Regions from separate parts of the Homo sapiens genome. Here regions 1 and 3 are each linked to region 2. The links are chromatin contacts, found by Hi-C or POLR2A ChIA-PET in ENCODE. All regions are on one chromosome and are shown on one strand. Each heading gives the region's core, a stretch centred on a gene start or an enhancer-like site at or near the end of the contact. The rest is flanking DNA. Distances are from core to core; before and after follow the strand shown. Region 1 overlaps CAB39 (calcium binding protein 39). Region 2 overlaps SP140 (SP140 nuclear body protein). Region 3 has its middle 32 kb from the start of GPR55.

What was found. A loop is a pair of places that touch in the nucleus more often than their neighbours do. ChIA-PET counts read pairs that join two places held with the same protein, here RNA polymerase II (POLR2A). Pooled maps may share reads with other maps.
Region 1: a pooled map shows a loop between it and region 2 (2.6-fold over the local background). The contact joins two enhancer-like sites. A Hi-C loop is called at or near these places in 1 of 37 single-sample maps with no recorded cell type and 8 of 50 pooled maps. POLR2A ChIA-PET finds 5 or more read pairs at or near these places in 3 of 52 experiments (GM12878, activated CD4-positive, alpha-beta T cell and activated T-cell).
Region 3: a pooled map shows a loop between it and region 2 (2.9-fold over the local background). The contact joins two enhancer-like sites. A Hi-C loop is called at or near these places in 4 of 37 single-sample maps with no recorded cell type and 2 of 50 pooled maps.

Annotation. Positions count from the first base shown.
Region 1 is chr2:230,797,072-230,801,840 of GRCh38, forward strand. It overlaps CAB39 (calcium binding protein 39), which reads left to right. Exons shown (of 9, transcript NM_016289.4): 5 at 1,658-1,826. Among named protein-coding and RNA genes, the nearest start is that of ITM2C, 65 kb to the right of the region's middle. Within about 2 kb of position 1,765, at least 7 of the 41 ENCODE cell types and tissues checked have a DNase peak (open chromatin) inside an H3K27ac peak, as active enhancers do.
Region 2 is chr2:230,256,282-230,261,124 of GRCh38, forward strand. The region is part of intron 12 of SP140 (SP140 nuclear body protein); the gene reads left to right. Among named protein-coding and RNA genes, the nearest start is that of SP140, 33 kb to the left of the region's middle. RefSeq lists an enhancer at 1,510-1,579. Within about 2 kb of position 1,655, at least 2 of the 41 ENCODE cell types and tissues checked have a DNase peak (open chromatin) inside an H3K27ac peak, as active enhancers do.
Region 3 is chr2:230,954,878-230,959,453 of GRCh38, forward strand. It overlaps a transcript of GPR55 not described here and the pseudogene COX20P2. Among named protein-coding and RNA genes, the nearest start is that of GPR55, 32 kb to the left of the region's middle. RefSeq lists a silencer at 2,691-2,790. Within about 2 kb of position 2,519, at least 3 of the 41 ENCODE cell types and tissues checked have a DNase peak (open chromatin) inside an H3K27ac peak, as active enhancers do.

The sequences.
Region 1 (4,769 bases), core at 515-3,014, 540 kb after region 2:
GTGTGTTGGGTAGATTTATTATGACAGAGCTTGAACAAAGGTGCTGGCTAGGAATCATTTCCAATTGTCCAGGTATGAATTAATGTAGCAGTGGGAATGAATAAAAGGAAATGAAACTAAGATAATCAGAAAAATATTTTTAAAAGCCTTTGAAGGCTTTTGAAGCCTGACATTGAAGTTGGGAAGATTTGGAGTAAAGAAGGAAAGGTTTAGAACTGGGCTGTCCAATATAGTAGCTACTAACCACATGTAATTAATTGAAATTAAATAATATTTATGATTCAACCCCACAGTCACACTAGACAAATTTCAGGTGCTCAGTAGCTATATGTGGCCAATCTCACCATAATGAACAGCACAGATACAGAACATGGAAATTTCTGTTAGACCTGGTTTAGAACTGGGTAACTGAAACAAAATAATGATGCCAAATTATAGAAATGAGGAAGCAGGGGGGTGGGGGTGATTTTATGGAGGGGGATGAGATTTGATTTGAGACACGTTGAGTTTATGGTAGCCCTTTAACGGAAGTTGTCCAGAGGCAACAGAAAATGCCTAACTAATTCAGGAGTAGACATGGAGGTGGGGTTAGTAGTCATGGTGGGAGCCATGAGATTGTATGGGCTTTCATTAGCAGGCTGTAGGCAACAGGTGAAGACCTCAGCCAGGCAAGAAATGGGAACAGTCAGAGAGATAGAAAGGAGAACATGAAAGGTTTTATTTTGGTTTTTTACAGCACTGTCAGGACACTTGAGTAGAAGACTCTATTTAGCCAAGAGGGAATCTTTGCTGGCCCGTTATTTCACTAGTGTGTTGGGAAATGGAATATGACTAGAGGAGAATGTGAGGTGGAAAGAAAGCCAGTGCATGCAGCTTGAGAGGAAGTAGAAGAGAGCGATGTGTTTGAGGGGGCGGAAGAGTCCAGTCAGAGGGCTTGTGCACATCTGAAGGGGAAATGCCTCTTGCTTGGCTGAGAGGTGTCTCTCTAATGGCGGGGAAGGAAGAAGCCAGAGACATGGAGATGAGCATAGGGAAGGCTGTGTGCAGAGAGCTGATGAGGGGGGTCTGCCTGCTCTGTGGCCCCTGGGCTCTCTGATGGGGACACTTTGTGAAGTCCTCAGGAGGAGGCTTATCAGCTTGGTAGTGTTTACATGTGGCTGAGAGTCTCCAAGTACTATCTTGAGTATTGAATTGAAACAACAAGGTATAAATTCTATATGTTTGTAGACCTATTTAGATATTCTGAATTTGGGGAAATATTTTGTTTTCTGTTTTTTGATTTAGCTTTTGGTTTTTCTGAGTGTCAAGAGCACCATCTGTAAAAGCTAACCCCTGTATGGAGTGGTATGACCCGAAATACTTCTCTTGAAATCTTTCAGCTTAAATAATGAACCTTTAGTCACACAGTCACTCGTATGGCTATTTTTCTTTGGTTTAAGGCGGTCATCACCAACCAGTGTGTGTTTGCACTCTGGAGTCAGTTTACCTGAGCACATGCTCTGCTCCGACTGAAATACCTTCTGTAATCTGCGATGGTCATTTAGTTAGGATACATGTCTGAAAACTGTCTTTGGCCTGAAAGTTTGAACTGTTCAGTGTTGGAGTTTTGAAAAAGCAATCATGTTTGGTTTGTTTGTTTGGTTTTTTGTTTTTGCAGGTATGAATCTCCAGAAATAGCTCTAAATTGTGGAATAATGTTAAGAGAATGCATCAGACATGAACCACTTGCAAAAATCATTTTGTGGTCGGAACAGTTTTATGATTTCTTCAGATATGTCGAAATGTCAACATTTGACATAGCTTCAGATGCATTTGCCACATTCAAGGTAACAAAAACTGTAGAATTCTAAATATCCTTGAAAGTCAGAGGTGTGCTGTTTTTCTAAACCTTCATTGCCCTCCTAAATCTACACGTGGCTGCCCTCTAGTGGGAAGAGAAAGATACATTTTGTATATGTTTGTGTGATAGAGGTATATGCAGTAAAGTCACAGCTTTAAAAGGGTGGAAAAGTTAGATTCTAAAGTCTATCTAAAAGACAAAAGTCCTGTGTGGTCAAAATTCTACTTTGCTGTTAAATTATAATTAAGTATGGTATACTGTACAGCATATGTAACAACCAGGTTTTCTCCTGTGTTTGAAACATTGTGTAGCAGTTTCTTTGGTTAAGCACCAGATGAAGTAGTTGGCTTCTGTTCAGGTTTATGTTAATTTGGAATATACACTTCATGAAATATTAGGACCACATTCAGGACAGAGATACTCACATTGTGGACAGGCCCGAGGAAACAGTGGATTCACCTCTCCCATCTCTGCTCACACTGGATCATGTCGATTAAATGTAGAGCGTGGACAGAATCACCCACACTATTCAAATCATAATGTATCTTCCCCGCTCCCCCATCTACCTTTCCTCCCTTGGTGTATATTTGTATAAATTAAATACATACATGATGTGACAGCACTGTACAACGTGCAGATTCTTGTTTTGAGTTACAAGGTTCTATGCTGTTTACAATCTATGAATAAAGCAGGAGTCTTTTACAATGAGAGCAAGCGTTTGTAGGTTACATTCCCTTATATAAATTGCCTAACCTTATGAATAAATATTTAGAACTGTTTTAATATAAACCAATACTTGCCAGGCGCAGTGGCTCGTGCCTGTAATCCCAGCACTTTAAGAGGCTGAGGCGGGCGGATGACCTGAGGTCGGGAGTTCGAGACCAGCCTCACCAACATGGAGAAACCCCGTCTCTACTAAAAATATAAAATCAGCCGGGCGTAGTGGCGCATGCCTGTAATCACAGCTACTCGGGAGGCTGAGGCAGGAGAATCGCTTGAACCCAGGAGACGGAGGTTGTGGTAACCCGAGAATCACACCATTGCACTCCAGCCTGGGCAACAAAAGCGAAACTCCATCTCAAAAAAAAAAAAAATGTATACACGCACACACACACACAGCCCAAAGAAAATACATATATACACACCAGTATTTAGCATACTGATATGCAGACGACCATGCTCAGAAACCATGAACACTATCACAGTGAGAAGTGGCCACCTTTCTTCTGAGGGTTCATTTTCATGATTATGAAAAGCCCCTGAAATAATGAGCACACACTTTGGTCTCTGGGTGAAATATGTCCCACCTCAGAGTGAATGAATGCCCTAAAGATAGGATGAAACCTGGGGACCTGATCATTAGGGTTTTACCTTGAATGAGAATCAGGTCATAAGGCCCCCAGGGATTTATTGAATGAGAATCAGGTCATAGTATGAGAGCTCCCCAGGAATTTATTTCCCAAAACTCTTAAAGAGGGAGTTGAAAGCCTCAGGTGAGGACCCAGATATTTGTATGTAGGTGTACAAAGCAAAACAAAATGAATTTGAGATTATAACATAGAGTGATCAATATGATGTCTTAGGTGTCACCACAGTTGGTGGGCTAGGACTCATGCTTATAATGCATCGGTGGAAGGGTATGTCCCATTCAGAAGTAGCAGACCTGCCATGAAGGGCGGTGTAGCAGCACCATGTGTCAAAGAGAGATTCCCCTGTGTGGAAGGACAGCCAGGAGCCTGAGGGTGGCAGTACTCTGGCCACATGAGGGTGAAGGAAGAGGATTGAGCAGCAGTGGTGTGGGAGAATGCAGCAAGACCCCTGACCCCGTCAGGATGTGGTTGACATGCTTCTGGCACAGATGGCAAAGGTGGCTCAGAGGTGAGAGAGATGTACTGACTATGTGCTGGAAATGGGATTTGCAGTGAGTCTCGTCTGGCCTGGCTGATAATTTCATTTCAGTTAGGGTTACTTCTTTTGATAATTCTCACCAAGGAGAAAATGGCAGTGATGGATCGCTATGGGTAAAGCAGCCCTATCAGGTCATGGTGGCCAGAGAGGGAGACTGGGCAGCCAGGCAGGTCACCCCTACTTGATAAAGAGGAAGCTTCATAAAACAAGGTAGTGTCCTAAGGGTGAGCTCTGGAAGAGAGAGCACTGGGGAGCTGGCCTGGACTGTGCATCTCAGGTGCTCCTTATTGCATGGAAAGGAAGGAGCTGAGAGGAGAGGCCCCCCAAAAGAGGGTTCTCCAAGAAACAAAATTAAGCAGAGTCTACAGCCAAGACAACATGTGAAAGAGAGGACAGACCTCCCATCATAATTTCAGGGTAGCTAAACTAGCAGACAGGTGGAAGTCACCTTCCTACTCCTCCCTGAAAGAAACTCCAGTCAGGGAAGAAAGGAAGACCAGCAGGAACAGCCTTACAGCTGCACACCAGAGGCGCTGACAAGGAGGGACACGTTGCTGCTCCTCTCCTGTCTTGCTGCTAGTCTCCTGTTTGCAGAGCATATTCTTATAATGGAAAAGAAGAATAGATCTATGGTTCATGCTTTCCTTTGAGAATGTGGCAAGAGCGCCCTCCCAGAAAACGTGCTCTGCACACAAAAATTTCCAAACATGTGGCTCATCCATAGCCCTGGAACAGGTGCTGAGTCTTTAAAGGAAATTAGAACTGCTCTAGGCCAGGCATGGTGGCTCACGCCTGTAATCCCACCACTTTGGGAGGCTGAGGTGGGTGGATCACCTGAGGTCAGGAGTTTGAGACCAGCCTGGCCAACATGATGAAACCCCGTCTCTACTGAAAATACAAAAAATTAGTTGTGGTGACATGCGCCTATAGTCTCAGCTACTCAGGAGGCTGAGGCATAAGAATCCCTTGAACCTGGGAGGCAGAGGTTGCAGTGAGCCGAGATCACTCCACTGCACTCCAC
Region 2 (4,843 bases), core at 405-2,904:
AACAATGATAGACTGGATTAAGAAAATGTGGCACATATACACCATGGAATACTATGCAGCCATAAAAAATGATGAGTCCATGTCCTTTGTAGGGACATGGATGAAGCTGGAAACCATCATTCTCAGCAAACTATCACAAGGACAAAAAACCAAACACTGCATGTTCTCACTCATAGGTGGGAATTGAACAATGAGAACACTTGGACACAAGAAGGGGGATATCACACACCAGGGCCTATTGTGGGGTGGGGGAGGGGGGAGGGATAGCATTAGGAGATATACCTAACGTAAATGATGAGTTAATGGGTGCAGCACACCAACACAGCACATGTATACATATGTAACAAACCTGCACGTTGTGCACATGTACCCTAAAACTTAAAGTATAATAAAAAAAATTTCTATTCTCACTCCCTCTATGGAAATAAAAAAGGGTATCATTCCTCTGCTGGTAGATACTTTTTTATGATTTTTTCACAAACTTGACAAAGCCTTCAGTGTAATGGTATTCTACCATCTAATTGGCAGAACTTAGATCAACTATTTGTGAGACTAAATGGTATTTTTGACCAGTACTTTCCATTATGTCATTGGATCATGCAGTGGTTTTTCAGAGTACTCTGATAGGTGTTATAATTTTACTCACAAAAACCTCAAGACTTAGATAGGGAAGGTGCTGTTATTGCTGTTTTAAGGAGCCAGAAACACAGAAATGCATGTGACACGGGTGTTTGATAAGACCCAAGAAAAAAGAAAGAGCAGAGACCAGTGTCCTGGATGACTCCTTACAGGCTTTCAGTTCTATGAGGTGGGCATGGGTTGGGGTGGGGTCTCATAGTCTGAGTCCAATGTGGATGCCCAAAGGGTTTTTAGGAATCCAAGAGACTCTACCAGGGTTCAATGGAAAGAGACTTTTATCTAACAAATAAAGAAAGATTAGGGAGAGATAAGGAAACATTATCAAGAGTTGGAAAATACTTGAATGTAATCTACGATACGAGATAGGAGATATCCAGAAAAATAGAGCCAGAAAAGAGAAACAGAGAGGCAATATGAAAAGTATATGTAGCACATCACTGAAGGAGGAAGAGACAGTAAGGGAGAGGAGATGTTAAGAAGAGAAAGTCCAGAAAGCCGAAAAGAACCATAGATGCCGTCATAGAGTAATAAAAAGATATCACTAGTAGAAGGGGCTATCACTTAGGCTGGGTGCAGTGGGTCACCCCTGTAATCCCAGCAATTTGGGAGGCCAAGGCAGGTGGATCACTTGAGGTCAGGAGTTCAAGGCCAGCCGGGCCAACATGGCAAAACCCCATCTCTACTAAAAATACAAAAATTAGCTGGTTGTGGTCGAGCACACCTGTAGTCCCAGCTACTCGGGAGGCTGAAACAAGAGAGTTGCTTGAACCCGGGATGTGGAGGTTGCAGTCAGCTGAGATCACATCACTGCACTCCAGCCTGGTGACAGAGCAAGATTCCATCTCAGAAGAAAAAAAGAAAAAATAAGGGGCCACCACTTAATATCAAACGAAAGGCTGAATTTATTGTTCAGTTAAGGGATAGTTGTGCTTGTGGGTCAGTTTCTCTGAACAGAGAACGTTTGTGGAAGTGTGGATCTCGGTGACTGGCGGCCTTCAAAAGTGAGATTTGTTAGTGGTTAGCTGACCTTTAGTGAAAGCAGGGTCACTGGAGTGTGGCTGTTACTGACTGTCTGACTTTCAGAAGCATGGGGAAGTCAATGGTTGGCTGGCTTTCAGAGGCCTGTGTACTGGCCAGAAGCTATTGTTGATTAATTGGGATGATTCTGGTTGTTATTGACCATATGGCCAAACAATAATGAGTTTTCCTAGAAGTGTAGCAACTTTCAATTATCAGTTTCCCCTTTAGGAAATCTCTCATCTAAAGCTGCAGGAGGCACCATCAAGTATTTTCCCCATCCAAGATGTCTTTTCTGGAAGAGGACCCTGGAAACAAAATCCTAGGATTCCCCTTCACTGAGTAGGAGTTATAGAGTTGCTAGATTGAGAGTGTTATCCTTGCAAAGGATGACATAAGAAAAAGTAATGATGTTTTACAATACGTTAATGGAATGGCAGACAACTGTTGAAAGTTTTTAATTAGCAGCAGAATTGTGCTGCTTGCAATACTATCCTATTTATTCCCTTTTGCTCCAAGAATACTCACCAGCCACCCTTGTGGCTGCAGCGTTTATCCCAAGTAAATTTGCCATGAAATATCTTGCTTTTATTATTATTTTCACATCACTCTAATATATTGACTTTGGAAACAAAAGACATTCTTCTAATTATAGCATTCTGGTTTTAGTAGTGGTATTTCCATTTACAAAATACAGTAATTGTTGATCACTGAAAATGTCAAATCCTGGAAAACGTGGCTTTCCCACATGTGCTGTTAACATTGTTACTGAACAATTGTTGGCCGAAGATTCATTTGATGAATCATATATTTTTAAAATAGATGATTCTGATATGGTTCTGTTTAGAAATAACTCCAAGAACAGTTTATATATTTTATTTTCACATTGAAAATCAATCATGTTTGCTTCAGCCTCAAAGAATGTGTTTACGTAAAATTAAATGAGTGCAGCAAGCTGCACTTTTTTTTTTTTCTAAACGGGAACAGAGTTAAAGTTGATCCAAGTACAAAATCTCCAGAACCATGGACTAATGCAGTCACCTGCAATTGCTTTGAGGCAACTAGGATGAGATGTGGCTACTAGCAATGGCTCTTTGATGTCTGTCACGTTTTGAAGTGATACCCCTAGAGCATGGCCTGTTTGTTTATTTATTTATTTATTTATTTTTATTTTTCCGTAAGTTATTGGGGTACAGGTTGTATCTGGTTACATGGGTAAGTTCTTTAGTGGTGATTTGTGAGATTTTGGTGCACCCATCACCTGAGCAGTATACGCTGCACCATATTTGTAGTCTTCTATCCCTCGCACCCCTCCCACTCTTCCCTCCAAGTCCCCAAAGTCCATTGCATCATTCTTACACCTTTGCGTCCTCATAGCTTAGCTCCCACGTATCAGTGAGAACATACAGTGTTTGGTTTTCCTTTCCTGAGTTACTTCACTTAGGATGATAGTCTCCAAGCCGGGCACGGTGGCTCACGCCTGTAGTCCCAGCACTTTGGGAGGCTGAGATGGATGGATCACCTGAGGTCAGGAGTTTGAGACCAACCTGGCCAACATGGCAAAACCCCGCCTCCGCTAAAAAAAAAAAAATACAAAAATTAGTCAGGCATGGTAGTGTGTGCCTGTAATCCCAGCTACTAGCAGGGGCTGAGGCAGGAGAATTGCTTGAACCCGGGAGGTGGAGGTGGTAATGAGCTGAGATCACACCACTGCACTCCAGCCTGGGTGACAGAACGAGACTCCATCTCAAAAAAAAAAATAGTCTCCAATCTCATCCAGGTCACTGCAAATGCTGTTAATTCATTCCTTTTTATGGCTGCGTAGTATTCCATCATATATATATATATATATATATATACCACATACATACATATATACCACAGTTTCTTTATCCACTTGTTAATTGGTGGGCATTTGGGTTGGTTCCACAATTTTGCAATTGTGAATTGTACTGCTATAAACATGCATGTGCAAGTATCTTTTTCGAATAATGACTTCTTTTCCTCTGGATAGATACCCAGTAGTGGGATTGCTGGATCAAATGGTAGTTCTATTTTTAGTTCTTTAAGGAATCTCTACACTGTTTTCCATAGCAGCTGTACTAGTTTACATTCCCATCAGCAGTGTAGAAGTGTTCCCTATTCACTGCATCCATGCCAGCATCTACTGTTTTTGATTTTTTGATTATGGCCATTCTTAAGGAGTGAGGTGGTATCGCATTGTGGTTTTGATTTGCATTTCCCTGATCATTGGTGATGTTGAGCAATTTTTTCATATGTTCATTGGCCATTTGTATATCTTCTTTTACGAACTGTCTATTCATGTCCTTAGCCCACTTTTTGATGGGATTGTTTGTTTTTTTCTTACTGATTTGTTTAAGTTCATTGTAGATTATGGATATTAGTCTTTTGTCAGATGTATAGATTGTGAAGATTTTCTCCCACTCTGTGGGTTGTCTGTTTACTCTGCTGACTGTTCCTTTTGCTGTGCAAAAGCTCTTAGGTTTAATTAAGTCCCAGCTATTTATCTTTGTTTTTCTTTCATTTGCTTTTGGGTTCTTGGTCATGAAGGCCTTGCCTAAGCCAATGTTTAGAAGGGTTTTTCTGATGTTATCTTCCAGAATTTTTATAGTTTCAGGCCTTAGATTTAAGTCCTTGATCCATCTTGAGTTGATTTTTGTATAAGGTGAGAGATGAGGATCCAGTTTCATTCTCCTACATGTGGCTTGCCAATTATCCCAGCACCATTTGTTGAATAGGGTGTCCTTTCCCCACTTTATGGTTTGTTTGCTTTGTCAAAGATCAGTTGGCTGTAAGTATTTGGGTTTACTTCTGGGTTCTCTGTTCTGTTTCATTGGTCTACGTCTATTTTTGTACCAGTACCACTCTGTTTTGGTGACTATGGCCTTATAGTATAGTTTGAAATCATGTCGTGTGATGCCTCCAGATTTGTTCTTTTTGCTTAGTCTTGCTTTGGCTTTGTGGGCTCCTTTTTGGTTCCATATGAATTTTAGAGGTGTTTTTTCTAATTCTGTGAAGAAGATGGTGGTATTTTGATGGGGATTGCATTGAATTTGTGATTGCTTTTGGCGGTATGATCATTTTCACAATATTGATTCTACCCATCCATGAAGCATGGGATGTATTTTCATTTGTTCAGGTTGTCTATGATTTCTTTCAGCAATGT
Region 3 (4,576 bases), core at 1,269-3,768, 700 kb after region 2:
CATGACAGACATCACTAATCAATTACTGTACTCTTTCTCCCTGAGCCTGGAGTGTCCCAGGAATCCTTAATATAGTCTTCTAAGCAATCCTCATCCAACAATTGGAATTGGCAAGTGAAAAGAAACTAACATGTCATCCCTTGATGCAATTACAGTTAGGGACAGAGTCATCTTTTGAATTCCTCCCACTATGTTTATCCCTTTACTATGTGACAGTAATCTGTCACCAAGAGCTAGCATCCCAACTCATATACCATTTCTGTGAAATTATGATCTCCATCTACTTTGAGTGGCAAAGAAAAGAATAATTCACAATCCACTGTTGAAATTTTGTCAGATAATACAAACAACAAATGTTGTTAGCTGTCTAATTATTTTGTGTTATTTCCTTAAGGAAATTTCTCCTCATTTTTACCCAGTAGAAAGGTCTTGACTTCCTATTTTCCATGTCTCCTTGATGTGACAGCATATCTGAGTCCTTGTTATGGGCACACGTGACAGTGCATCAGATGCTCTCAGGAAAGAAAGTGGCTTTCACACAGATTCCTTGCTCACCTTAACATAACTGTACAGAATTCCCACAACACAGACACAGGCTTTTCTCACCTTACATTCTCTCCAGCCTGTTAAGACAGTTCCAGTGACTAAATCTGGTAGCACATTAGCAGTATCACTACTCAAGGGCCTATTAAACATCAGCTCAATGGAAACTTCTTAGAATTGTAAAGCAAATCAAATACAATTCAAATGTAGAGAAGGATTACACTTAAATGGTAGACCATAAAGGAGACTCATATGGGAAAACACAGCCAGAAAAGATTATGCCAGTGTCTTTTTGTTTTGTTTTGTTTTGTTTTGTTTGAGACGGGGTCTCATTCCATTGCCCAGGCTGGAGTGTGCCTGCAGTGGTGTGATCACGGCTCACTGCAGCCTTGACCTCCCGGGCTCAAGCAATCCTCCCACCTCAGTCCCCTGAGTAGCTGGGACTACAGGCGTGTGCCACCACATCTGGCTAATTTTAAATTGTTTTGTAGAGTCAGGGTCTCACTATATTGCCCAGGTTGGTCTCAAGCTCCTGGCCTCAAGTGATCCTCCCTCCTCAGCCTCCCAAAGTGCTGAGATTATAGGCATGAGCCACCATGCCCAACTACACCAGTGTCTTTAAACTAGAGGATTCCTAATTCTCCTTAGGAGAATCCCAATAGCTAGGACAGTGGGAGGTCTTGTTCTAACATTTACCTGAAAGCAGGATTTTATTCCCAAATTTATTTTATTTACTTTATTTATTTATTTATTTATTTATTTGAGATAGAGTCTCACTCTGTTGCCCAGGCTGGAGTGCAGTGGTGAAATCTCAGCTCACTGCGACCTCTGCCTCCTGGGTTCAAGCAATTTTCCTGCCCCAGCCTCCCGAGTACCTGGGACTACAGACATGCACCACCACACCCAGCTAATTTTTTGTATTTTTAGTAGAGTTGGCAGTTTCACCATGTTGGCCAGGCTGGTCTCAAACTCCTGACCTCAAGTGATCCACCCGCCTCCAGCCTCCCAAAGTGTTGGGATTATAGGCATGAGCCACCACTCCTGGCAATCTTTTAATTTTTTTAAATATCAAACTTGCAGAAAAGTTGAAAATCAGTTAAACAAACACCCAATTACCCTTCACTAAATATATATACATTTTTGCTGAAGCGTTTGGAGTAAGTTGCAGACATATGCTCACTTCACCCCTAAATACTTCACCTGCAGCTCCTAAAAGAAGAACATTCCTTACATAACCCAATACCATGATCACAATGAAGAAATTTAACATTTAACATGGATACAATAATATTATCTCATAATCTGTATTTTAAAAAAATCTTTATCTTGCATTTAATCAGGGTTCATGTGTTGTATTTGACTGTTTAATACCTTTTCATCTAGAGCTGTCTCCCTACCTTTTTTCGTCTTTCATGACGTTGACATTCTTGGAGAGCCTAACGGACTATTCTGGAATCTCTATTTGCCTAATTACTGCCTCATGATGTAATTCAGATTAACCTTTTTTTTTTTTTCAGTTCTAAGATCCCCCTGTGGATGCCTGAAACTGCAGAGAGTACCAAGCCTGACTGCCGCCAATCAGAAGTAGTTTCTGTTCAGGTCTTCCACCCACGAATGTAATGCCTTTTTCGTCTTAACTAAGCACTTATCACGCACTGTGGTCATCACTTTTGCAGTCTGAGGTACAACAGCAAAACCAGCACACATTCTTTTTCTTTCTTTACAATTTCAGAATTAGAAATTTTATTCTGACCATAGATTTTTGGCAATCTCAGCAAATGATTTTGTTTCTTGAGAACTTTTGCCTTTTCGCTTAAAGGAAGCACTTGAGGTCTTCTCTTTGGCATATCCGAATTGCTGGCATCACTACGCTTGTGCTTTGGGGACATTATTTAGTAAAATAAGGGTTCCTTGAACACCGGCACTGCGATACCATGACAGTCGATCACTGACGGCCGGTGGTGTCTCCAGCATGGATACGCGGGACAGAGGGATGATTCACCTCCTGAGCAGGATGGAGCGGGACAGCGAGAGATTTCACTGCGCTGCTCAGAACAGCGCGTGATTTAAAACTTGTGAATTTGGGCGGGACGGGGAGGGGCGCGGCTGGCCGGTCTTCCTTCTCCCGCGGCGCCGGCGGTGCTGGGCGGGTGGAGGCGGGGAGTCGTCCCCGTGGCCGCCGCTCCGGAGCCCGGCGAGCCCGCGAAGGGGAAGCTCTTTAAGCTCCTAGGCATTTCAGGTGTTGAAAATATTCCCTGTGCCCGGGATTCAATATTGTATGGTTCATTAGGATCTGTTGTGGCTGGCTTTGGACTTTTTTTTTGTTAACTAGTAGAATTAGAAAATCATGTGATGTTGGAGTAGGAGGATTTATCTTGGTGACTTTGGGATGCTGGTTTCATTGTAGGTATAATTATGCAAAGCAAAGAATCCAGGAAAGAATTGCCAGAGAAGGAATTAAAAATAAGATATTATGTGAAAGTACCCATCTTGATCCTGAAAGAAAAGAAACCAAGGGCAACAGCAGCAATTGAACAATCTTGAGCATAGAAATCAGACTCCCTGAAGTCAGTGTGAACAAAGCTAAGCTCAACCACATAAAACATTTTATGTACAATAAGCTCTCAATCAAGTAAATAAAGTTTAAGTTGTAATAAATAAAGAAAGAAAGGAAGAAAATTTTTGAATTATTTGTGGAGTTTTAAATTTAACATTTTCAGGCTGTGGCTAAAACTCAGGATAGTGAAACCACACATAAGAGAGTACTACTGTTATCACATCAGCAGGCATATAATGTTAGTCTCATTATTTGTAAACCTAACTTTAAAAAATTTTTTTAAATGTTTATGGGTACAATGTAGGTGTATATATTTATGGGATATATGAGATGTTTTGATACAGACATGCAATTGTAAAATCATGGAGAATGGGGTATCCATCCCCCTCAAGCATTTATCCTCTGTGTTACAAACATTCCAATTATACTCTTTTAGTTATTGTTAAATGTTCATTTCAGTTATTATTGACTATAGTCACCCTGTTGTGCTATCAAAAGTAGGTCTTATTCATTCTTTCTATTTGTTGTACCCATTAACCATTCCTACCTCCCTCTGACAGTGCCCCCACCCCTGCAACCACCACCACTCCCCTTCCCACACTCTGGTAACCATCCTAACTGTCTACCTCCATGAGTTCGATTGTTTCCATTTTTAGATCCTACAAGTAAGTGAGAACATGCAATGTTTGTCTTTTATTTTATAAACCTAATTTCGATCATTTAGTTAAGGTGATGTCCAAAAGATCTCTCCACTGTAATTAACACATAATCTGCAAAATGGTAGTTTGGTAATGTGTAAATATCCCATACCCAAGGACCTCTCACCCTATGGCCTTAGCACCCATTGACCATATTTTCTGAATCAGTTATAACGAGGGTCTTTACAAAATAGTGATAATCTATTTCTATCATTCTTTCTATCTTTATTAGCCGGCATTCTTCCATGAAGACAAGCTGAAATCTTGGTTTATAACTGTCATAAATCACATTTCAAGCAGCAGGAACTCTCCCACTGGAAATACAATGAGAAGTACAGTGTGCTGTGTGAGGTCACAGCAGTTCCAAAAATGGAAATCAGCATAGCTTTGGTTCCTACTTTTCTTCCTCCTCCTCACACTTTTTCTCCTCCAGCTGCTCCATTTATCGAATACTTTGTTGCCAGTGTTGTGGTTTAAGGGCTTCCAACAGGCCAGGCACCTAGCTCACGCCTGTAATCCCAGCACTTTGGGAGGCCAAGGTGGGCAGATCACTTAAGCCCAGGAGTTGGAGACCAGCCTGGGCAACATGGTGAAACCCTGTCTTTAGAAGAAAAATTTAAAAATTAGCTGGGTGTAGTGGTGCATGCCTATAGTCCCAGCTACTCAGGAGGCTGAGACAAGAGGATCACCTGAGCCCAGGGAGGTCAAGGCTGCAGTGAGCTGTGATTGCGCCACTGCACTCCAGCCTGGGCAACAGAGTGAAACCCTGTCTCAAAAA